Regions from separate parts of the Homo sapiens genome. Here all the other regions are linked to region 1. A link is an interaction called in ENCODE POLR2A ChIA-PET data of the cell type or tissue named here. Cell type or tissue: MCF 10A. All regions are shown on one strand. Each heading gives the region's core, and the rest is flanking DNA. Links, peaks and the distances in the headings are about the cores only. Region 1 overlaps UQCRC1 (ubiquinol-cytochrome c reductase core protein 1). Region 2 overlaps IP6K2 (inositol hexakisphosphate kinase 2). Region 3 overlaps CCDC51 (coiled-coil domain containing 51). Region 4 holds the start of CELSR3 (cadherin EGF LAG seven-pass G-type receptor 3).

Region 1 (5,292 bases), core at 1-4,000:
CCCCTGGCAGTCTGGCTGTTCCTCAGCCTTGTCATGTACTGTTTCAGATCCGCCACCGTGATGATGCTCTACCTTTTGCCCACGTGGCCATTGCAGTAGAGGGTCCTGGCTGGGCCAGCCCGGACAATGTGGCCTTGCAAGTGGCCAATGCCATCATCGGCCACTATGACTGCACTTATGGTGGTGGCGTGGTGAGTGCCAGCGCGAGCATGGGACCTCGCCTTCAGGGAAGAGAGGGTGCTGGGGCTGTGTGCTCCTGTGCGTGGGGGTCACAGTGTGCGTTGAAGACAAGAGGGTGGGTGCTGACCACCTATCCCCCTGGCAGCACCTGTCCAGCCCACTGGCTTCAGGTGCTGTGGCCAACAAGCTATGCCAGAGTTTCCAGACCTTCAGCATCTGCTATGCAGAGACGGGCTTGCTGGGTGCACACTTTGTCTGTGACCGAATGAAAATCGATGACATGATGTTCGTCCTGCAAGGGCAGTGGTAAGTGGCAGCCTGGTATTCCTAGGTGGGATGGCGGCTTTAACCAGCACAGTGGGAGGCTGAGAGATGACACACTGGCTCAGAATGAATACCACCCACCCCCCCACTTTAGGATGCGCCTGTGTACCAGTGCCACGGAGAGTGAGGTGGCCCGGGGCAAAAACATCCTCAGAAATGCCCTGGTATCTCATCTAGATGGTGAGTCCTACAGCTCAGCGGGGAGGGGTAGAGTACATCTTGCCAGCGACAGCACCAAGGTGGCCACTGCTCCTAACTAACCAAGGTTAGAAAGGAAAACTTTGAAGACCACGCCATGCCCCATCACCCCACCCTTGGAGATGCAGGCAGGTGTGAGACAGGTCCACAGCCCATCACTGCCATAATAGGTGACCATAGAAGAGAGGGCTGTGATCTGAGTCAGCATGAGGTCAGGGAGGTCCTTGTCAACCTGAGGCTGGAGATTGTTTGTGTACCTGTGGGTCCAGGATTGGGCTGGGTGGACCTCTGAGCCTTCTCTCACCCTTAAAGGCACTACTCCTGTGTGTGAGGACATCGGACGCAGCCTCCTGACCTATGGCCGCCGCATCCCCCTGGCTGAATGGGAAAGCCGGATTGCGGTAACATGGACCCCTGGGAGAGGTTCTGGAGTCTTGGCCTGGCAGACACCTGGGAGGTGTAGGGTTGGGGCCTGGCATAGCGCAGCCTGCTCCTATAGGCATCCCTGGTGTCCTAGGCAGCTGTCACCTGCAGGGGTAGCATAGTGGGAGGGCAGGGCATAGGTGCTGATGGCTGTGGAGATGGGCGGGGCCCATGGAGGTCTATAGCAGGGATCCCTTCTGCCTTTCCTCTTTTGGGCTGGGGACAGCTGCATGCTGCCTGTGGGAGATCTCTGCTAGTTGGATGATGCTGACTGGCTGAGGTGGTGGCCAGGTGCCCGTTAGCCAGTATGCCCTCTGCCTCACCCTGCAGGAGGTGGATGCCAGTGTGGTACGTGAGATCTGCTCCAAGTACATCTATGACCAGTGCCCAGCAGTGGCTGGATATGGTAAGTGGCCTAGGGGGTCTGCTCTTTGTTTATTTCCTCAGGCCGTTCTCTTGGCCTCCCCTTCCACCTCTGCTCCCGCACTGCTGCTCAGCTTACAGAGCAGCCAGTTAAGGCCCCAAGCAGCTCTCCCCAGTCCCCTGGCTGCCAGGGAGTTCTTGCTCAGAAAACCTGTCCCAGCAGTTCCTTGACTGCCTGCCAAGGTGCCTTCATCAATACCCTGCACCCGTCAGGTAACGGGCACCTCCATGTGGGGTGGGGCTTCAAGGGCCAGAACATGAAGGGACAGGCTCAGCACCCCTGGGGGAATGTTCTCTCCTCTCTTTCCACTCAAAGCCTGTCTTGTGCTGCTCTGGGCAGCATCTCCGAGCTGGGTGCGGCACAGGGCCAGGTGTCCCTGTGCAGGCCAGGTACCCCACCCTGACGCTCCACCCTATCCCCACAGGCCCCATTGAGCAGCTCCCAGACTACAACCGGATCCGTAGCGGCATGTTCTGGCTGCGCTTCTAGGCGGGAAGCCTATGTAAGCAAGAGGGCAGGGCCGGGGTTTGTGGTCCCCCCCCCACCACAAACACAGCACTTCGGCTCCTCTAACCTGTGCCACAGGTGACCACCAATAAAATCCTCTGCTGAGAAGTGTGTCATCCCTCTTTTGGCATTGGCATGGAGTCCATGGGGCAGTAGATGGGGAGCAAGGACTTCCCTCTAGTTCTGTGGCTCCTGGATCCTCCTGCCTTCCCACAGGCTGATGTGTCCTCAGCCAGGGGCAAGCGTGGGGGTTGCAGCTGAGGCCGGAAGTCTTTGATGCCTACAGGGAGCTGAGCCCAGATGTTTCCACTCAGCCACTTAGGGGAGTTCCTCAGCCAGCTGGTCCCAAGATTGGGCTGTGGGAGTCCATAGGAAGTGTAAACCCAGCCTTTGCCCCTGTAGGAGTCCCAGCCTGGAATCCCTGCAGGCTCAGGTGGGAAACCCCTCACTGTGGACCTTGTGCCAAGTCACCCCCTGGTGGTCCCTGGTGGACCAGAAGGGGCCAAGGGGTGTCTCCAAGGATGCCTCTTGTGTGTGTTTACTCTGCATTCTGGGAGGAGGATAGCCTGGGGCATAGTGTTCTCATTTGGTTTCTAACTGCTGCCTGGACAAGCAGGGCAGGAATCCTTTGCCTCCGCTGACTCAGGCTCCAAGAATAGCCCTGAGCTCAGTGGGGCCCGAGCCCCCTCCCTCTACTACATTTGTCCCAGGCAAGTCCAGAGCTGCTGGCCTGACAATCCCCTCCCCATTTTCCTGAGGCAGCCAGGACCTGGTACAGCTCTTAGCTACCTAGTCCCTCTGTTATCTCTTTTGGCTCTGGTCCCCATGGTGGGTGCGCAGGTAGGCTGCTCCTCCTGCACCCCCCAGTGCTTCCACAGTCAGGTTCTCTGGGATCCCAGGGGGAAGTTGAAAGCGAGGGGCCCAATTTTCCTTTGAGGAAGTCGCTGCCTGGCAGTCACAAGCAGGGTGCTGGGACAAGGTCTTTTAGAAGATGGCTGTTCAGAAGTCCCCCCAGCATCGTAGCTTGGAAGTAGCCCAAGGAACCCTTGTATCACTATCACCCTGCCCCACTGCCTTTCCCTCACCATTGGTTGCCATACGTTGCCAATTCGGAGACATTTGTTAAGCACCTTCTACGGCCCGGGACTGGGGCATTGCGCAGATCATTCTACTTTGTGAACGGCTGGAGAGAAGATGCTGGGCAGCGCAGAACCCTGACAGGCCCAACCCTGGGTGCTCATGGAGGTGCAACACCCAGGCAGGGGAACAAGTGCCAAGTCTGTTGTCAAGTTTGAGCTCCTGGAGGATGGGGCTTCATTTCTAAGCCCAGCCTGGCCCTTAGAGGCTACAGGTGTGCTGGACACGAGAGCTTGAGTTGCTGGGAGTGGTCTGGTTCTAAGGGACCTTGCGTACCAAGCCAGGGACTCTGGTCTTTACCCTGGAGCCATGCTGGGGAGGTGTGTTGGAGGTTACTGTGAAGAGAAGTGACTTGGTCAGAGTTGAGATTCAGCATGGGGACTCTCAGGCCATATTTCTGTATCAGTCTTGGTGAGCTGTGCTGTGGCAGAACAGAGGTCATGGCCACACGAACTGGAGCCAGCTGTAGGGGACACAAAGAGGACTACATTCCCAGCAGGGCTGGGAGACGCGGAGGCACGAGTGGGTTGGAGGAGGGTAATCTTCCATAGTCCAGTGAGGAGTTTGGTGGTGTCCAGGGTACAGTGGGATGTGTGGGGCTGGGACCTGATAAAGAGGCCCTGGTTGGAAACAGATGGGGTGAGGTAGTGACTGAGGCCAGGGAAGGAAATGTTCAGGGAAAGCTTGGGAGGGAGAAGGATGTGCTCTGGGGGCTCCACCGCCCTGATGGGGTTGCAGGTAGGCACTGGCCTCGGGCTGTGCCCTAGGCTGTGTTCCTCCCAGGAGGCCAGAGCTGGGGCTTCAGAGGGCCACACTCCTGCTCGTGAGTCTCATAGAAGCTCCAGACGTGGAGTCATTCCAACCTTACTCCTACCTTCTCAACAGCCTCTCCCAGCACCCTTTGAGAGACCCTCTCACAGCAGCCTGTCCTTTCTTTTGGAGGCACCTCAATTCTGATGAGGTTTGCCTGAGCACCCACCCTCCCAGCTGGGCCTCCTGTCTCCCCTAAGACTGGCCCACGTGTGCACATATGTCTGTACCGTACTGTCCATGCCACTGGCCTGCTCTTGCCCGCCCTGGCTGCACGGGAGGAGGTGACAGTCTTAGGGGGAAGGGGCTGCCTGTGTGATAACATACCTGGTTCTCTGCAGCCCCCCACCTGGAGCACACCTTGCAGGGATGGGGGGTCCTGGGACATGGCTGAGGAGACCCTGACCTTGGAATAAGGTCATAGCACTATGCCCCAGGATAGTTTGGGGGGTCAGTAATAAGGGATAGAGCCCCAGCCTTCCTTGGGCAATAGGAAAGCAGGCAGCATGGATGGTCTTCACTGCCTCCAGCTCTGGCCACACCAGAGTCCTCGGGCTGTGGAGGAGTCCAGCCAGTGCTGTCCCCATATCTCCCTGTGGATCCCAGGGGAGGCTGTGGGGCCGGGCATATTAGAAGGGGCCCAGCAGCCTTGGTGAGTATAGATGTGCTTTCTGGGCTGCCCAGAGTTATTCAGGATTAGCAGGAAAAAAAGGGGGAGCAGGACCCAGATGGGGGCCTGCCCTTCTTAGCAGTGCCTCTCTGCCTTAGTGTCACCCATCTAATGGAGAGATATGCATATACAGAGCCCCACCTCCTTCGGACAGTGGCCCTGGCGTGGTGTGTGTTGGAGGACTGTCCACAGCCTCAGAAGCGAAGCTGGGGGAGGGTGTGAAGTCAGCCTGGGTAAGGGGACAGGAGTAAGGTAGGGGGCAGTTATGAAGCTGGAAGCTACAGGTACCATGAGGGCAGTGAGGAAAGGAGGAAGGGGCCCAAGGGGACCTCGGCCTGGTAGGGGAGATGGGTGGCAGGGACCTACAAGAAAAGTAGATGGAAGGAGAGGATGCCTGTGGGTGAGGACATGTAGGTAGGGGGACCTGGCCTGGGGCATGGAGGGCTCGATTCCTGAGAGATGAGCTGTCACTGTGGGTGGTCCCGCCCTCCACAGATGGGCGGCCCCCTCCCTGCAGGCACAGCTGGATTGCATCTGCCTGTGACATGGTAGGGGATGTGGGACACTGGGATGTATGCATAAGCATGACACAGGTTCTCTCCTCCTTCCGGCTTATCCC
Region 2 (4,000 bases), core at 1-4,000, 110 kb before region 1:
TTGCTGAGATTATGATCTTCCTAAATTAGTTAATTCTTATTAAACATTTTCAATTTTTCATCTATTATGAATGGAAGTTTTACCTGTAAGGCAGTAAAAGGTGTCATTCCTTGAACAGTATCTGTTCTTCCAGGCAAGTGCCTCTAAAGGAGAGAGAGCCCAGTTGATTACAAACCCACTACTGAAGGGCTTGGGTTTTTCTTGCTTTGTGTTTGTATCTGAGCATGAGGATAAAAGTGTCTGTCTCTTCCTCAGGTCTTTGGGCTGCCTCTGCCCTTCGTAGATTCTCTGCTGGGCCTTTGGAACTAACACAGCAACTTCCAGGGTCTCATGTTGAAGACTTTATGGGTTAGTCAGAATGCTGCATTTACACTGGGAAGGCCAGAGGAGGACTGTAAATCCAGGATACAAGGTCCTGGGGGATTTGGGAGGGTAGAATTTACAGGGGTGCCAGTTGGCAGCTGACAGGTTTAGATTCTGGGGCTTAAAAACTAATAGATGTGTGGCCTGGTTCAGTGGTTCATGCCCGTAATCCTGGCACTTCAGGAGGCTGAGGTAGGCGGATCATTTAATCCCAGGAGTTCGACACCAGCCTGGGCAACGTGGCGAAACCTTGTCTCTACTAAAAATAACAAAAAATTAGCTCGACATGGTGGCATGTGCCTGTAGTCCCAGCTACTTGGGAGGCTGAGATGGGAGAATTACTTGAACCCAGGAAGGCAAGGCTGCAGTGAGCTGTGATTACACCAACTGCGCTTCAGCCTGGGAGACGTGAGTGAGACCCTGTGTTAAAAAAACAAAAACAAGGCCAGATGCGGTGGCTCACGCCTGTAATCCCAGCACTTTGGGCGGCCGAGGCGGATGGATCACGAGGTCAGGAGATCGAGACCATCCTGGCTAACACGGTGAAACCCTGTCTCTACTAAAAATACAAAAAATTAGCCGGGCGTGGTGGTGGCCACCTGTAGTCCCAGCTGCTCGGAAGGCTGAGGCAAGAGAATGGCGTGAACCCGGGAGGCAGAGCTTGCAGTGAGCCGAGATCCCGCCACTGCACTCCAGCCTGGGCGACAGAGTGAGACTCCGTCTCAAAAAAAAAACTAAACTAATGAACATGAACAGCAGGACTGGGGCAGGTGAGGCCTGGGAAAGGTAAGGGACAGGACCCCTAGGATGATTTATCTCACGCTCAAAGACCGTTTTTACTTTGGAAAATAACTTAAGCTCCTTGTAATGAGCGAGAGAAGAGTAAGATGTTAAAACTGGAAGTACCTTGTTGACCTTCACTGCTGGTCCTGAAATGCAATCTTATTTTTACTTTTTTTAGAGACAGGGTCTCACTCTGTCACCCAGGCTAGAGTGCAGTGGCACAATCTCATAGCTCACAGTAACCTCAACCTTCTGGGCTAAAGTGATCCTCCTGCCTCAGCCTTCTGAGTAGCTAGGACTACAGGCGCATGCCACCAAGCCTGGCTAATTTTTAAAACATTTTTTGTGAAGACAGGGTCTCACTGTGTTGCCCAGGCTGGTCTCAAACTTCTGAGCTCTAGCAATCCTCCCGCCTCAGCTTCCCAAACTGCTGAGATTATAGGTGTGAGCCTCCGTGCCTGGCCTCAAATGCGTGCGATCTTGATTGACTGAATCCACTGCTTTCCTCACAAACTGGGTGATTCTGAAGAGATCAGTGTGACCTTTGCTTTGGAACTGTGAATGCAATTGAACTTGATTTCTGTAACAAAAATTTTAAAATATTTTTCTGGATCTTATTTTGGAGAGCTAACTCAGGACTTCTGAAGCATAATTGGCAGGTGTCTCTTTATTAGGACATAGTGCTGTGACTGGTGCAGTCTTTTTTTTTTAATTAATTAATTTTTTTTTTTTGAGATGGAGTCTCGCTCTCTTGCCCAGGCTGGAGTGCAGTGGTGCGATCTCGGCTCACTGCAAGCTCCGCCTCCTAGGTTCAAGTGATTCTCCTGCCTCAGCCTCCCCAGTAGCTGAGACTACAGGCACCTGCCACCACGCCCGGCTAATTTTTTTATTTTTAGTAGAGACGGGGTTTCACCATGTTAGCCAGGATGGTCTCGATCTCCTGACCTCGTGATCTGCCTGCCTTGGCCTCCCAAAGTGCTGGGATTACAGGCGTGAGCCACCGCGCCCAGCCTGACTGGTGTAGTCTTAAGACTTTTCTCAGAATCGTATCTCATTTTTTTCTGGGCTGGTCTGGAAGAACACTGACTGCACTCAGGCCAAGTGGGTTGGGTGATACAAGCTGCCAGATTGCTGCCACGAACCTGGAGTAGTTTGCAGACCCTTGCGAGGAGTATTTGTCTAAGCGAGATGTTGAAAGGACCCAGAGGAAATTGTCAGAGTTCCCTTGGTCGCAGGAACTAGTGCTGCATAGGGTACACTTTTGTTCCTGCTCCAGCAAATGCAGCACTCAGGTGCTTGCCTGGGCAGGTCCGGGATGCCCTGCCTCTGTGGCTGCCCATTGGGACTGAATCACTGTTGGCATCCCTTATTTCAGAGGATGAATTCATGTGTCATTTGGGTTTGGCAGTGAGCTAAGAGCTAAATGGGGTAAACATTGCCCACTGGCAGGAAACATATAATCTTGTCTGAAGCTAATGGACCGTTACTTTTTTGGTTGTTTGAGACAGTGTCTCGCTCTGTCACCGGGCTGGAGTATGGTGGTACAATCTCTGCTCACTATAACCTTGAGCTTTGCAGCCTCAAGTGATCCCTCCACCTCTGCCTCCCGAGTAGCTGGGACAACAGGCATGTACCACCACACCTGGCTGGTTATTTTTTGTAGAGACAAGGTCTCACTATTTTGCCAGGATTGTTCTCAAACTCCTGGGCTCAAACAGTCATCCTGCCTTGGCCTCCAAAGTGCTAGGATTACACGTGTGTGAGCCACCACACGGGCCCTATGGAACCATTACTTATTGGCATATGAAAGAACCATGACTCAAGGATTGCAAAAATCCCTCATAGATTGAGACCTGTAAGCAATTTTGGCTTTAGTCTGAGAGAGTTGCTTCTCTGTGTTCCTGTTGAGTTAGTTTCTTACAATGTGGTGGGAGACTGGAGACTGAGAATTGTTCTTGAAAAAGGGGTAACTGGCTTTTACAACAGAACTGAAAATTCCTGGTATGTGTATAGAATACATTCAGCTATTTGTAAGAAAATTTGGCCAGTTGACTCATGCCTTGTAATCCTAGCACTTGGAGAGACTAAGGCGGAAGGATCACTTGAGGCCAGGAGTTTGAGGCCAGCCTGGGCAACATAGTGAGCCCCCATCTCAAAATAAAGTTTGATATATTGATAAAGGGGACATATGAGACCTTAGAATCAATCATTGTTTTAGCGAGAAGCTTTTAAAATTGCTTAAATTCTTTATAATTCTAGCAGGTTATTCTGATAAACATATTTCTTTTTTATTATTTATTTATGTATTATTATTATTATTTTTTGAGACAGGGTCTCGCTCTGTCACCCAGGCTGGAGTACAGTCATGTGATCACGGCTCACTGCAGCCTTGACCTCCCAGGCTCCAGTGACCCTTCCATCTCAGCCTCCCAAGTAGCTGGGACCACAGGTATGCGCCATTGCACCTGGCTATTTTTTTTTAATTTTTATTTGGTAGAGACAGGGTGTCCCCATCTTGCCCAGGCTGGTGATACACATATTTCTCGGTAGACTGAAAGTTCCTTCTTCCTGTTCCCTTTACCTTGGAGCCCTCTAGTCTGTCATTCCAGAAACCTGGTCAGACGAGGCAGAGAGATAGGGCAGCTAGTTGTGCTGGTGGTTCTAGAAAGGAGAAGCAGCTGAGAGGCTACTGTGTCCCTTATGGAAAACCTGAGATTTGTCCAGATTTTTGGAACAATCTGCTGTTTTGGGGGAAGAAGCTACATTATTGTATGACTTTCATGTAATCACTCCAGTTAAAATCTGTGGTTTCTTCATTAAAACCAGAATGAGCCTGGGTGCAGTGGCTCACACC
Region 3 (7,455 bases), core at 1,481-5,480, 170 kb after region 1:
TTTGTTTTTTTTTGCCCCTGGAATTATCTTAGAGGAGAGCTGAGAGTTTTCTGTCTTGGGTCACAAATGGCCTGTGTCCTTAGGTCCTTGCACAGAATTGAAACTCTGCTTCCCTTGTGCTGAGGCAGTCCTTGGAGAGTCTGGGGAGTTGGTTTTGAGGCTGTTTTACAGAAATGATCCTGGATCTTAGTCTTCCTGAATTCCCCTGAGTTCCACAACATTGCAGGGAGTATTTATGCGTCTTTGTGGGGCTTTGTCAGCATGTGTACAAGTCTGGTTTAAAAACTGTCTTTGACATCAGAAACCTGGGCACCAGGATTCTCATTCAAGTCACAGCAGAGAGACCTGGAGGATGTAGGGAAGTGGGTAGCAGGGAAGGGTCCGCTTTGTGTGGCATGGTGGCGGGCACTGGAAGGTATGGCATCCTAGAGGCTCGTCCCCAACTGTGTTCCATTGTCCAAGAGCACCCAGAGGAGAGCCTGACCATCCTCTTGCCACAGGGGCCACAGTCTCTGGGCCCAACAGGGTGGTGCTCAGTTTAGATGATTTGAGTGGGGATTAGTCTGTTCAGAACTGTCCCTAGGCCTCAAAACTGACTTATGTCCAGCCTTTCTCAGCTGTGAGCTGACCTGTCTGGCGTCCCCCTCACAGATCTCAGGATGATGGGGCGCAGCCCTGGGTTTGCCATGCAGCACATCGTGGGTGTGCCCCACGTACTGGTTCGGAGGGGCCTCCTTGGAAGGGACCTCTTCATGACCAGGACTCTCTGCAGCCCAGGCCCAAGCCAGCCCGGAGAGAAAAGACCTGAGGAGGTGGCCCTGGGGCTGCACCACCGCCTCCCAGCACTGGGAAGAGCCCTGGGGCACAGCATTCAGCAACGAGCGACCTCCACAGCCAAGACTTGGTGGGACAGATATGAAGAGTTTGTTGGACTCAACGAGGTTCGAGAGGCCCAGGGAAAGGTGACAGAGGTGAGGAGGGGAGCTGGGGTGGCTGGCCCCGCCCTCTGACTTGGGAAATGTGCCAAACCAGTCACGTGGTGCTGGGTAGCCACATCCAGACTTGTGTTTAGCCTCATTTCTCACGTGGAAACCTGGGCTTGATGCTTCTGGGGTGAAGGTCTCCATGTAACTGTGCCACCTACTTTCCCCGAAAACAGTTACTGTGTACCAGTAAGTCCCTGGCCACTAACATCCACTCTGTGAGGCCAGCAAATACTTCCTTTGTGGACCATTTGGGGATTGATGGTGAGAGTTACGTGGGGCTTGCTGCGGTACTGTTACTGTGTGTAATTACAACATCTTTTGTGAAGATAGAGGGCACTAGGAAATGTCACAGTGTGAGGTGGAAAGAGCTGGTGGTGGTTGTCAAGTCCTTTGTGGTGGCAGAAATGCATTCTGTCATCTCTGTTCCCACTCCTGCTTAGGCATGTAGTAGTGTAGCGTGGTGGGAAGAACCTGGGGTTCAGCTGGGACTTTGAGACAAACAGTGCCATCTCTTTCCTTGGAGATTGTGAGCTTGGCTGAGCTGGTGTTTCTGGGTTTATAAACTGGAGGCCACAGCAGTGCCTTTCATGGCATTGTTATAAGGCATAAATAAGGCAACACACGGGAAACAGCCTACCAACACAGGTTTGATGGACACAAATTGTGTGCATTGTTAGCTGTTTTCAAGTTTTTTCAGGGGCATGTTATTTCTGCTTGAATGGCTAAATCTCGTGATTCTGATGGGTGTGGCCCAAGGCTGCACTTTGAGCACCACTGGGTGAGCCAGGATTAGTGTCTAAGGAATTCCGTTTCCACCCTTTGCAGCTCACACCCCAGTGACCTCTTCTGGGAATGCCTTGCTGGGAATGCAGCTGAGCCTGTGTGGGTGTGGAGAGAAGGTGCAGATGGCCTCCGGTTTTCTCTTTGCAGGCTGAGAAAGTGTTCATGGTGGCTCGAGGGCTTGTCCGAGAGGCTCGGGAGGACTTGGAAGTTCACCAGGCCAAGCTGAAGGAGGTGAGGGACCGCTTGGACCGTGTCTCCAGGGAGGACAGTCAGTACTTGGAACTGGCTACTCTCGAGCACAGGATGCTGCAGGTAGGCACCTCAGGAGGCAGCCCTTTCGCACCTGGACAGTGACCCTAGCCTGGCAGATCATGGAGGGGCCGGGTGGGAACCCTGACTGGTCTGTAGTCAGAGGCCTGGTACAGAGGTGAGCCAGAAGCTCCTATGGATGGACAGAACCCCAAGCTTCCAGAGTCTATCCATATACTTTCTTCTGGAGTACTGGGGCCAACTCTTCAGGGCAGCGTAGCCTGGGACTCAGAATGCTGAGGAAGGAGAACTATGGAGGGGCTGGCCTAGGGAGTGCTGGACACTTCCCTTTGTGTAGACATAAGTGCACCTCTGGTCAAACCCAGAACTGCTCAGGTGGGACGATCATGCAACTCACTTTGATCACTCCCAATTCCTTTGCCCTTCTGACCCAGCCAGGTTGGTGCTACCTTCATTCATTCAGCATGGGTCTATGGAACATGTACTCTGCCAGGCACAAGGTAGTGAGCCATCTGCTGGTGGCTATAGCTGCAGGGCCACCTTGTGCCCATGTAATCCAATAACATGGCTTTGCTTCTGCAGGAGGAGAAGAGGCTTCGCACAGCCTATCTGCGTGCAGAAGACTCTGAGCGAGAGAAGTTCTCCCTCTTCTCTGCAGCTGTGCGGGAAAGTCATGAGAAGGAGCGCACAAGGGCTGAGAGGACCAAGAACTGGTCCCTCATTGGCTCAGTCCTGGGGGCCCTGATTGGTGTGGCTGGCTCCACCTATGTGAACCGTGTGCGACTACAGGAGCTGAAGGCTTTACTCCTGGAGGCGCAGAAGGGGCCTGTGAGTCTCCAAGAGGCCATTCGAGAACAGGCGTCTAGCTACTCCCGCCAGCAGAGGGACCTCCACAATCTCATGGTGGACCTGAGGGGCCTGGTACATGCTGCTGGGCCAGGGCAGGACTCTGGGTCACAGGCAGGTAGTCCCCCGACCAGAGACAGAGATGTAGATGTCCTTTCAGCTGCCTTGAAAGAGCAGCTTAGTCATTCCAGGCAAGTCCATTCATGTCTAGAAGGCTTACGAGAGCAGCTTGATGGCCTAGAAAAGACTTGTAGCCAAATGGCTGGGGTGGTTCAGCTTGTAAAGTCTGCAGCACACCCAGGCCTGGTGGAACCAGCAGACGGGGCTATGCCCAGCTTCTTGCTGGAGCAGGGGAGCATGATCTTGGCACTGTCAGACACGGAGCAGAGACTAGAAGCCCAAGTCAACAGGAACACCATCTATAGCACCCTGGTCACCTGTGTGACATTTGTGGCCACACTGCCTGTGCTCTACATGCTATTCAAAGCCAGCTAACCCCTGGCCCCTCCTCCAGAGGGTCTGAGGCAATAGCTGTGAATGTGGATTTAAGTAGAGAATCGTAGCAATGAAGCGAGCCTTTGGGGGCATGTACAACCTCAATCTGAAGGAGCAGTATCTGTGTGGCTCACCAGCAGGCATGCTTCGCTTTGTAGACAAGGTTCATTTACATTAATTATCAAAACTTTGTGCTAATGTCCAATTAAAATATCCTGAGTTTTATTATTTAAAACAATCAGACTGAGTTTTTTTCATTAAGAATCAAGATCCAAGACTTGAAGGTTGGGCCTGGAGTTGGGGTAGTCACCCCCTTTAGTTCCTCTCTCATCTCCTCTCTGTCCTCTTTTCTGAACTGTTATGGATGCACTCCTGAGGCCTAGATTTTCATTTTGGATTTCCTCCAGTTACCTGACTGTCCGGTGTCAGATGGCCTGGGAGTTCCAGTGAGTGGAACCTAGCCTGCTGCCTACTCATTTCGTGACCATGGTTGCTTCCCATCTCCTGGATCACTTTCTCTACCATGTGGGGGAGAACTTCCTGGTTCTAGTACTGGAGGAGTGATCAGAGGAGAGCAGGGAAGGGAGATTGGGAGAATGGTTGATAAATGTTGCTGGGGACATAAGTATAGGGATTGGTGGCCAGTCTGGATCCCTGGTACAGAGATTGCTTTGGGCAGCAGTGGTGTGCCACGGGGGCTGGGTGCACACCCCCACACAGCCCGGGGATATCTTCCACAGGCATAGGCAGAGCTCAGGACACCGGGAGTGTGCATGGAGAGGCAGTGATAGGGAGGGGGGGGTCTCCCACAGGTGGGAGGTGCAGTGGGGCATATGTATGATCTCTTTTCAGAGGGGAACAGTGACCCTTGACCTTGACTAAATGGCCATGGGTGGCCTTGTGTGCCCTGAGTAAACAGGAGCTTTGGGCTGGTATTCAGTCCTGGTGTTGGAGTATTGGAAGTCAGGCACATTCCAGAGAACCCACTCCCCTTTGAGAGCGCAGGGTAGCTATATGCAGGGGGGCCGCAGGTGGGGACTCGTTCACTGGTGCCTGTGCAGAGCTCTCAGAGCCTGTGGAGTCAGGAGTGTTTCCCATAAGGCATACTTTCTTCTTGGAGCCTGTGTTCAGTCTTGGGCAGTGAGCATGGCCCAAATGCCCCCCACCCCAGGTTCTCAGCACCTGGTCCCTCAGTCAATCTATCCTTGGCGAGTAATGGCTCCCCAGAATGGCATGGGATGGAAAGACCCCTGTGCTTAGAGTGTTCACATTCCTTGTAGGGCAGGAGGTAGCGTATCTGTGTACAGATGAAAGGGGTTGTGGGGTTTGGAAGTCCCAGTTTCCTCTGGGGTGAGATAGGTCCTGAAGTGTGTGCTTGGATGAATGGATTTGGGGAGGGAGGGATTCTGTGCATGTGGAGGGGGCTGCTACAAGCTACATAGGCAGGAAAGCCAAAGTGGGTGAGGGACTGGGGCAGACTGTCCTGGCTGGGGTGGTGATGGGTGTGGGGGAGTTGTGCAGAATGATGTCACAGGCCCGGGGTGCCAGGTTGGCAGTCTGAGGTCAGAGGCTAAGGGTGAGGGATCCAGGGAGGGATTGCTATGCTGGTGCAGACAAGGTGCTAAGCACCTGGACTCAGGTGCTGGAAGTGGGAGTGGAGGAAAAGGGGTGACCTGACAGGAGACCCTTGATAGCTGGTGGGAGGTGGGAAGAGGGTGTCTCTAGCTCTAGGGCAGTAGCCAGTGTGGATGACCTGAACCTCCTGATTGAGGCTCCCCTAGCCTGTGGAGGCCTTGGAGGCTTTCAGATGATGCCTGTGACGTTTTTGCCTCCCAGGAAGCTGTGCCAATGGCTTTGAGCCAAAGTCCTCCAAAAGTCCTAATAGGATGGGCCAGGTTCTGGTCCTGAGTTAGCCGTGGGCATGCCAGGGTGTGAAGGGCCCTGCACAGGGTACAAATGGTCCCCAGGAGAGAACCTTTCTGCCAGCGTTTCCTCCCGCAGAAGGCCCAGGTGTTTGCCAGTGAGGGAGCCCAGACTTGCCCAACGCTTCTCAGCTTGGGGTGGGTCCAGGTCTGGGTCCTGGGCTGGGAAGAAAGGAAGGAAGTGAGCCCTTGCTTGTGCGCCTCTGCAGCCCAGGTTCCCTGCCTTCACAGCCCCGCTAGAGGTGGGATCACCCCCACTTACTGGTGAGCAAATAGGCTGGGGGGGGTTGGTGTCAGGTTACATGGTTTAGTTGATGGCGCAAGCCCAGGTCCAAAGCCCATGCTCTTCTCAAACAGCCAGAGGTGGGGGCCGGAAGGAGGGATTGGCTGTTGGGGAGTAGTGGGAGCAGGGGCGGTGAGCAGGGGCGGTGGGCAGGGCCAGGTGCGCAGGGGAGAAACAAGGCGCCTTGGAGTTCAGGTAAAGAAAGTTGGGGAGGATGACCACCGGAGCCGGGTAAGGAAGGGAAAGGGAGCTCCGGGCGCGGGGCGAGGCCGGGCGCTGGCAGAAGAACGGGTCGGGCTGGTGAGGGACTCGGGTGCTACCCGGCTCTGGACGGGCGGGAAGAGGCCGGGACGCTGTTCCACCAGCACCTGCGGGTGCGGAGCGCGACCCCCCGCCTCGGCTCCTGGCAACCAGGAAAGTTCCCAGTTCCGGTTCCAAGGAGGCGAGCAGGTGAGGCCGACGGGGCGGGGCGGCTCTGGCTCCCGGGGTTCACTCCTCACCCCTCCGGGCGACCCGCGTTGCCATGGCGACCGCCGCGGTGCAGCCCGCCCCCGCCCTCCCCCGTGCGGGAGGGGTCGGGTCCCCAGCCCTCGGCCGATGCGGAGCCCGCGGGGCTGGAATGCGGGGTCCCGGGCGGTTCGGGGCCGCGCGCCCGGCTCTCCGGGCTGCTTCCGGCCTGGCCCGGGCGGCGGGCGGGGGGAGGGCAGCCCGGCAGGCGAGGGGGAAGGAGCGGAGACGAGCCCGGCCGACGCGGCTTTGTCTCCTTTGTTCCCGGCGGTGGCAGCGCCGCGCGGGAGGGGCGGGCAGCGGGCGCAGTTTTCCGCCCCTCGGTCTCCGGGTAACAGCTGCGGCTCCGCCAGACCCGGGGAGAGGCCGCTGCGCGCGGAGCCCGAGCCCGGAGCGGCCGACGCCCGCCTCGGCGCGCACATCCCGCGGGGCCCGGCCGGGTGGTGAGTGCGGGGCTCGGGGCCAGGGCGGCGAGGAACGGGGCTCCCGAGGTGGAACGGGCCGGGGCCCCGATCCCGCCGGGCAGGGGCGGCCTGGGTGAGTGGTGGGCGGCTTTGGTTTTGAGAGTTGGGACCACACTTCTCCGCGCGAAGGGAAACTCTGGCGACTCCGCCTGGAACGCGATTGGGAGACTGAGGAGGTGGAGCTGCTCCTCCGCGCCCCCTCCTCGCCGTCGCCGCCGGGGACCGGCCGGCCCCTTCCCCGCCCTCCCAGGGCCAGTGATGGGGTCCTCGCCTCGGGGTCTGGGGGTTGGGGAGGGTCAAGGACGAGCCGAGTGGGGAGGTCGGGGCTTCCCCTCAGTAGTAACAGCCCTTTCTGGCTGCTCCCGGTGGGACTGACAAAGGCGGACCTCGAGCCTCCTGACCCCCGGGCGGGTGGGGGGGACCCTCCTCTCCACACACAGACATATTAAGTGGGTGATCGATGAGCGCCTTGGGTCATCGCAGGTGCCTGGTAAATGGTGGATCTCCCCACCCCTCCTCAACACACAGAAAACAGGGCGGGCAGCGGGCACCACTGCACTGTCAATGAATAACTCACCTCTGTAGTGAACCCTGGGAGCTGAGCAGGAGGGTGAAACGGGAAGGCCGGTTTCCCACTAACTGGCAGGCAAGGCAAATGTGGGCTGTCCTATGGCCCCTCTGCAGGTGCGGAATGGCGGGGTTTGTGAGCCCCTTTTGTTGTCGAGGACAGCTCCACGGGGGTCCGGGAGGTGCTTGCTCTACAGACAGAAGTTGGGCAGTCTTGCGCCCCCTGAAAAGGTTCAGAGTAGGGTGGCCCCAGAAGAGACTCCAGGGCATGTGTGGGGGAGCACTGGGCACAGGCAGAGTTAGGCTTTGGCTGTGAGTCTGAGCAGGGCCTC
Region 4 (7,455 bases), core at 1,366-5,365, 65 kb before region 1:
CCTCTGTGTCCCAGGTTCAGGCACTTCTGCCTCATCCTCCAGAGTAGCTGGGATTGCAGGTGCACAACAGCATGCCCAGCTAATTTTTTTTTTTTTTTTTGAAACGGAGTCTCGCTCTGTTACCCAGGCTGGAGTGCAGTGGCGCAATTTAGGCTCACTGCAAGCTGCACCTCCCAGGTTCACGCCATTCTGCTACCTCAGCCTCCCGAGTAGCTGGGACTACGGGCGCCCGCCATCAGGCCCGGCTAATTTTTTTTTGTATTTTTAGTAGAGACAGGGTTTCACCGTGTTAGCCAGGATGGTCTCGATCTCCTGACCTCATGATCCGCCCGCCTCAGCCTCCCAAAGTGCTGGGATTACAGGTGTGAGCCACTGCACCTGGCCAAGCTAATTTTTTTGTATTTTTAGTAGAGATGAGGTTTCACCATGTTGGCCGGACTGATCTCTAACTCCTGACCTCAAATGATCCACCCACCTTGGCCCTCCAAAGTGCTGAGATTTCAGGCATGAGCCACCAATGCCAGGCCTATGTCTTTATTTCCCTCAATAATGTTTTATAGTTTTTTTGTATGTGTGTATGTAGTCTTTGCACATCTTTCATTAGGTTTATTCCTCAGCATTTGATATTACTTGATGCTATTGTAAACATCATTGTTTTTAAGAAAAAAAATTTTTTTTTCTCGTTCACTGCAACCTCTGCCTCCCAGGTTCAAGTGATTCTCCTGCCTCAGCCTCCTCAGTAGCTGGGACTACAGGTGCCCACCACCACGCCCGGCTAATTTCTGTATTTTTAGTAGAGACGGGATTTCACCATGTTGGCCAAACTGGTCTCAAACTCCTGACCTCAGGTGATCTGCCCGCCTTGGCCACCCAAAGTGCTGGGATTACAGGCTTGAGCCAACATGCCCAGGCAAGAAATTTATTTTCTAACTGTTGGTGACATATAGAAATTGCAACTGATTTTTATATATTGATCTTGTGTCCAACAACTTTGCTGAACTCATTCTAACAACTTACCTATAGGTTCCTTTGAAATTTTTACATATACAATCCTACTGCTTGTGAATTAGTTTTTTTTCCCTTCCAATCTTCATAACTTATTATTTTTCTTGCCCTACTGCACTGGATAGGCCCTCCGATATAATACTGAGGCTTGTGGTCATGAATATAAAATGAGACCAATTAGCACGGTTGTTTGTTTTTCTCCAGCAATGTTCTGCTGCGCTAGAGGCAAACAATACGTAAATAGTCTATTTTAACGGGGTTAGATTTTAGCCCAGCAAGTTTGTCTAAGAAGAACAGGGCAGGCCGGGCACAATGGCTCATGCCTGTAATCCCAGCACTTTGGGAGGCCGAGGCGGGAGCATCACAAGGTCAGGAGATCGAGACCAGCCTGGCTAACACGGTGAAACGCCGTCTCTACTAAAAATACAAAAAAAAAAATTAGCTGGGCATGGTGGTGGACGCCTGTAGTCCCAGCTACTCGGGAGGCTGAGTCAGGAGAATGGTGTGAACCTGGGAGGCAGAGCTTGCAGTGAGCCGAGATCGCGCCACTGCACTCCAGCCTGGGCGACAGAGCAAGGCTCTGTCTCAAAAAAAAAAAAAAAAAGAAAAAGAAAAAGAACAGGGCAGGGAGTTTCCGTGGCACTGAACTCTATAAGGCTAATGACACAGGTCAATAGCTGAGGTGATGAACAATGGACTCGAGATCTCAGTGAGGTCAAAGAACTGCTGGATAATTGAGCTGGACAGGTTGGCCAGGTCTTCCCCTGGAAAGGTACACCTGGCTGGGAGTAGACAAACACAGGGTGGGGTGGAAAAGGCAGGAGAAGGAAAGGCTGAGAAGTGTTAGTGGCAGTATCTGCCACACCCTTACCCTGGTCTTCTGATCGCTCCATCTGCCGCCCAGCAGCCTCAAATCCAGGTCTCTGGGTCCTGGGTGGACCTCTAGTTGGGAGCTGATAAGAGAAGGAGGATAGGCTGGGCACGGTGCCTCATGCCGGTAATCCCAGCACTTTGGGAGGCTGAGGCGGGCAGATCACTAGAGGTCAGGAGTTTGATACCAGCCTGGCCAACATGGTGAAGCCCCATCACATGGTGAAGCCCCATCACACCACTTCACTCCAGCCTGGGTGACAGAGTGAAACTCCATCTCAAAAAAAAAAAAAAAAAAAAAAAATGAGGTTAAACCACATAGGGGTCTTATTAGGAGGCAAGGGCAAGATTTGGAGGTGGAGAGAAGAACTACCACCACTATCACTAACATCTGGTTTTTGTTTTTTTTTTTTTACCGGGAGTGCATTAGGAGCTGCCAATGGGGCTGGGGCATAGAGGTGAGTGCAGATTGAGGGAGAGGGGCTCCACAGAACAGCCACAAAGGGAGGATGACAGTGGGATGACACACAGCAGGCAGCAACATGGAGAGTGATCCGCAATCAATCTCACTACTCAGAAGTGAGGAGCTTTGCTCTCCAAAAGGAGTGTTAGCTGGGACCAGCGCCAGCCCTATTGGTGAGAGGGCAGGGCTTGATTTCCCTCAGCCATAGTCCCTTTATGTCTCTGCACATTTGCCCACACAGTCTCCAAGACCTAGGATGCCCACCCCCAATCCCTATCCCTCCCTGCCCTTCCTTTGCAGATGCGGATCTCCCCTTGGTCATTCAAGGCACTGCTCAGGCATCTTATGCAAGAAGGCGTCCCAGGTTGCGAAGGTGACTCAGACGCCTCCTTTGGGACTCCAACACCCTTCCCCGGCAGAGCCCCTGCCTGTCTGCCTCCGTGGTGTCAGGTTTTGTGCCCTCTACTCACTAGATTGTGGACACAGAAAGCGCTGGTGCTGTCAAAACCACTTCTGGGTTGCCGGGCGCGGTGGCTCACACCTATAATCCCAGCACTTTGGGAGGCCAAGATGGGCGGATTGCTTGAGCCCAGGAGTTCAAGACTAATCTGGCCTACATGGTGAGACCCTGTCTCTATAAAAAATGCAAAAATTAGCCAAGTGTGATGACATGTACCCGTAGTCCCAGCTACTCGGGAGGCTGAGGTGAGAGAATCGCCTGGGGAGTTCGAGGCTACGGTGAGCTGTGATCACCACTGCACTCCGAAAGAGTGAGACCTTGTCTCTAAATAGATAAATAAAACTACTTTGGGGGACTCGCTCCTCCAGCCCCTGCACCGATTGGCTCCCATTCAAAGGAGTTCAGCCCTAAGTGCCTCTGCAGATCTTCCACCCCCACTCACAAACCCGTAGGAACCCCGGCCGTGTATCAGGCCCAGAGCTCTGATCCTGGGGAGGTCCTCAGATTCGTAGACAGGAGAGGGAACAACTGGACACCTGTTGCCTGACCTTGGTAGCCACAAGGGGCGCTCGGGAGGTGGAACCCGCAGAAGCCCCGCCTCCCGGAAGCGGAGCAGTCAAGGGGCGAAAGGATGCGCCGACTGATTGGTTGATGGTGATGTCATAGGGACCGTTCGGGGCGGGCCAGAGGCCTTGGCCAGGAGTTCCTCGCCTGTTAGAACCAGGATCCACCCCATCGCGGGAGCCGCACCCTGTGGAGCGTTCTGGGGTCCCGGCCCTGACCTCTTCCTGGGCTTCGGGATGCCCGCGTCCTCTGCACCCGGCGCTGCAGCTCGTTATCGATTCCGCCTTTGGAGGCCGGTCCGTATAGTGTACCTCCCGGACTCTCTCACGGTTAGCCGGCAACCCGCGGAGCCCCCTCCCCCATGCGATGAGTCCGCCGTGAGGGGCGGGGCCTCCCATTGTGCCAATAGAAACAATGACTGACCGATTGGAGTGCTCCGCGTTCACCCCTCGCCTCCGCTCCTCTCGTGACGTCTGTTGCGCCAGGTCCACCCATTGGCCTGGCGAGACCGGCGCGTGCCAGGAGTTACGCAGGGAGAGCTGGAATGCACCGAGGGTGGGGGGAGGACTGAGTTTCTGTGTCAGTCCCTTCAAGGGGTTAAGGCATGCGGTCGTGACGGACGAGGGGCGGGGACCCGAAGAAGCGGGGCCCGCAGCCATGGGGCAACGCCGGGCTCCACGTGGCATCCCAGAGCACTCGGGACTCGCAGCCTGGGAGGGGGTGCAGCCTCCAGTGAAGGGGCCCCGAGCCCGGGAGACTGCTGGGGACCAGCAAGGCAGGGAAGAATTTGGCCTCTGCTCCCGCCTCGGGAGGGTCATCTCTGGTCCCTGCTCCGCAGGGGCGATCCAAACAAGCAGGTGGTCGCGACATGTTTCATAAAACTAGCTGATGGGATAGTTAAAGCTATTGTTCGGGGTGCTGGCACCCCAGACCCCTCTCCAGCCATCGTCCCCTCTACCCCAGGATTTCACACAGTACCCCCTCCCAGAGCTATGAGAACGCTCATGGGCACCAAAATTTCAGACCAAAATCCGGGACACGGTTCAGAACTAGTGGTCAGGAAGGGGGAACAAGAGATCTGGAAGGACAGAAAAAGGCTGGGAGACGGAGCTGGGACAGCGCCCTAGAAGGAGGGAGGTGGGTGAAGGCGGCGACCGAAAGTGGGGAGGGCGGACCCAACGACGGCGAACCTTCGCGCTCTGTTCAGCACCAGGAGCAACGCTCACGTCCTCAATAAAGATGGCGGCAACATCTTCGGTCCTCAGAGCTGCCATGCGCGATGGGTTGTACCACCGTGTTTCGGGCGCCGGGGCAGAGGTGGAGCGAACCATCGGGGCGGCCGGGAGCCATGTTGGAGCGGCGGGAGGCGGCAGCAGCGTCGGGGATGCTGTGGTGGGGGCGGAAAAAGCCAGGGCCGCACGCCGGAGGGGCTCCGGCCGCGGAGTAGATGGTGCCCAGAGGGCGGCGGGGGTGCGGAGAGACAGGCGGAGGGGCGGGGGCCCGGGGCGGCGGCAGGGGCCCGGGAGGGGGCCCGAGCGGCGGGGCCAGCCCAAGGCCCGGACCGGGGCGGGGGGCGGTGGAGGCCGTGCAGGGAGGCGGGGGATGATGGCGAGGCGGCCGCCGTGGCGGGGCCTCGGGGGACGGTCGACCCCCATACTCCTGCTCCTTCTCCTCTCTTTGTTCCCCCTCAGCCAGGAGGAGCTGGGGGGCGGTGGGCACCAGGGCTGGGACCCAGGCTTAGCTGCCACTACGGGGCCAAGGGCGCATATCGGTGGCGGAGCCTTAGCTCTTTGTCCGGAGTCTTCCGGGGTCCGGGAGGATGGGGGGCCTGGCCTGGGGGTCAGGGAGCCTATCTTCGTGGGGCTCCGAGGGAGAAGGCAAAGCGCCCGGAATAGTCGAGGGCCCCCTGAGCAGCCGAATGAGGAGCTGGGGATTGAACACGGCGTCCAGCCATTGGGCAGCCGCGAACGAGAGACAGGACAGGGACCAGGGTCTGTGTTATACTGGCGCCCAGAGGTCTCCTCTTGCGGGCGGACAGGACCTTTGCAAAGAGGTAGTCTGTCACCAGGGGCTCTGTCCTCAGGGGTCCCGGGCTCGGGGAACAGCTCGCCCCTCCCTTCAGACTTTTTGATTCGGCACCACGGTCCCAAGCCGGTGTCCTCCCAGCGGAACGCTGGGACAGGCTCCCGCAAAAGAGTGGGCACCGCGCGCTGCTGTGGGGAATTATGGGCAACAGGGAGCAAGGGTCAGGGCGAGAGAGCCACGACATCCGGAGCAGAAAGGACAGCCCCCCGGCGGAACTGTCTTCCAGGGGCCTCGGGATCTGGCCCCGAGCTGGATTCAGCACCACGCACGGCGAGGACAGCTCCTGCATCAGGTTCAGCACCCCGCGAGTCTCGGACAGCTCCCGAGCCGGCGCCCAAGCGCATGCGCTCCCGGGGTCTCTTCCGCTGCCGCTTCCTCCCGCAGCGCCCCGGGCCGCGTCCCCCGGGACTCCCGGCCCGTCCTGAAGCCAGGAAAGTAACCTCGGCGAACCGGGCACGCTTTCGTCGCGCCGCAAACCGCCACCCGCAGTTTCCGCAGTACAACTACCAGACGCTGGTGCCGGAGAATGAGGCAGCAGGCACCGCGGTGCTACGCGTGGTTGCTCAGGACCCGGACGCCGGCGAGGCCGGGCGCCTAGTCTACTCGCTGGCGGCACTCATGAACAGCCGCTCGCTGGAGCTGTTCAGCATCGACCCGCAGAGCGGCCTTATCCGTACGGCGGCAGCTCTGGACCGCGAGAGCATGGAGCGTCACTACCTGCGTGTGACCGCGCAGGACCACGGGTCGCCGCGCCTCTCGGCCACCACGATGGTGGCCGTGACAGTAGCCGACCGCAACGACCACTCGCCGGTTTTTGAGCAAGCGCAGTACCGGGAGACCCTTCGCGAGAATGTGGAGGAGGGCTACCCTATCCTGCAGCTGCGTGCCACTGACGGCGACGCGCCCCCCAACGCCAACCTGCGCTACCGCTTCGTGGGGCCGCCAGCTGCGCGCGCTGCAGCTGCCGCCGCCTTCGAGATTGATCCACGCTCCGGCCTCATCAGCACCAGCGGCCGAGTGGACCGCGAGCACATGGAAAGCTATGAGCTGGTGGTGGAAGCCAGCGACCAGGGCCAGGAACCCGGGCCGCGCTCGGCCACTGTGCGCGTACACATAACTGTGCTAGACGAGAACGACAATGCTCCTCAGTTCAGCGAGAAGCGCTACGTGGCGCAGGTGCGCGAGGATGTGCGCCCCCACACAGTCGTGCTGCGCGTCACGGCCACTGACCGGGACAAGGACGCCAACGGATTGGTGCACTACAACATCATCAGTGGCAATAGCCGTGGACACTTTGCCATCGACAGCCTCACTGGCGAGATCCAGGTGGTGGCACCTCTGGACTTCGAGGCAGAGAGAGAGTATGCCTTGCGCATCAGGGCGCAGGATGCTGGCCGGCCACCGCTGTCCAACAACACGGGCCTGGCCAGCATCCAGGTGGTGGACATCAATGACCACATTCCTATTTTTGTCAGCACGCCCTTCCAAGTTTCTGTCTTGGAAAATGCTCCCTTGGGTCACTCAGTCATCCACATTCAGGCAGTCGATGCAGACCATGGGGAGAATGCCAGATTGGAGTACTCCCTAACTGGTGTGGCACCTGATACTCCTTTTGTGATAAACAGCGCCACTGGCTGGGTCTCTGTGAGTGGTCCCCTGGACCGTGAGTCTGTGGAGCATTACTTCTTTGGTGTGGAGGCTCGAGACCATGGCTCACCCCCACTCTCTGCCTCAGCCAGTGTCACCGTGACTGTGCTGGACGTTAATGACAATCGGCCTGAGTTCACAATGAAGGAGTACCACCTACGACTGAATGAGGATGCAGCTGTGGGCACCAGTGTGGTCAGCGTGACCGCAGTAGACCGTGATGCCAACAGTGCCATCAGCTACCAGATCACAGGCGGCAACACCCGGAATCGCTTTGCCATCAGCACCCAGGGGGGTGTGGGTCTGGTGACTCTGGCTCTGCCACTGGACTACAAGCAGGAACGCTACTTCAAGCTGGTAC

Evidence for each region. ChIA-PET counts read pairs that join two places held together with the same protein. Peaks named below come from ENCODE experiments on the same cell type or tissue, not always from the same donor. Only the 100,000 strongest peaks of a DNase experiment are listed, where the experiment ranks them.
Region 2: POLR2A ChIA-PET joins it to region 1 with 13 read pairs; 2 of 35 experiments call an interaction of 5 or more read pairs at or near these places.
Region 3: POLR2A ChIA-PET joins it to region 1 with 14 read pairs; 2 of 35 experiments call an interaction of 5 or more read pairs at or near these places.
Region 4: POLR2A ChIA-PET joins it to region 1 with 50 read pairs; 10 of 35 experiments call an interaction of 5 or more read pairs at or near these places.

The regions. Positions count from the first base shown.
Region 1 is chr3:48,595,874-48,601,165 of GRCh38, reverse strand. UQCRC1 (ubiquinol-cytochrome c reductase core protein 1) reads left to right here. Exons shown (of 13, transcript NM_003365.3): 8 at 48-191; 9 at 326-486; 10 at 599-684; 11 at 1,015-1,103; 12 at 1,456-1,531; 13 at 1,974-2,164. The coding sequence ends at 2,038. Among named protein-coding and RNA genes, the nearest start is that of COL7A1, 3.2 kb to the right of the region's middle. RefSeq lists an enhancer at 1-134. In MCF 10A, for the core only: no CTCF peak of the experiment used is centred there; DNase peaks (open chromatin) are centred at 1,915, 2,285 and 2,665.
Region 2 is chr3:48,707,715-48,711,714 of GRCh38, reverse strand. All of the region lies in intron 1 of IP6K2 (inositol hexakisphosphate kinase 2), which reads left to right. Among named protein-coding and RNA genes, the nearest start is that of IP6K2, 7.5 kb to the left of the region's middle. In MCF 10A, for the core only: no CTCF peak of the experiment used is centred there; DNase peaks (open chromatin) are centred at 2,484 and 2,934.
Region 3 is chr3:48,428,333-48,435,787 of GRCh38, reverse strand. CCDC51 (coiled-coil domain containing 51) reads left to right here. Exons shown (of 4, transcript NM_001256964.2): 2 at 652-971; 3 at 1,917-2,081; 4 at 2,622-3,615. The coding sequence starts at 660. The coding sequence ends at 3,380. It overlaps PLXNB1 (plexin B1), which reads left to right and starts at 5,702. Exons shown (of 38, transcript NM_001130082.3): 1 at 5,702-5,780. RefSeq lists enhancers at 163-1,005, 3,036-3,085, 2,202-3,401, 4,755-5,748 and silencers at 5,989-6,588, 6,669-6,748. In MCF 10A, for the core only: a CTCF peak has its summit at 2,674; DNase peaks (open chromatin) are centred at 1,807, 2,817 and 3,097.
Region 4 is chr3:48,660,144-48,667,598 of GRCh38, reverse strand. CELSR3 (cadherin EGF LAG seven-pass G-type receptor 3) reads left to right here and starts at 4,713. Exons shown (of 35, transcript NM_001407.3): 1 at 4,713-7,455. The coding sequence starts at 4,965. LINC02585 (long intergenic non-protein coding RNA 2585) reads right to left here and starts at 3,831. Exons shown (of 3, transcript NR_111921.1): 1 at 3,786-3,831; 2 at 1,877-1,958. RefSeq lists enhancers at 2,307-2,891, 3,258-3,327, 3,388-3,747, 4,062-4,647, 4,518-4,707 and 2 more. In MCF 10A, for the core only: a CTCF peak has its summit at 3,353 (motif pointing right); DNase peaks (open chromatin) are centred at 3,448, 3,848 and 4,578.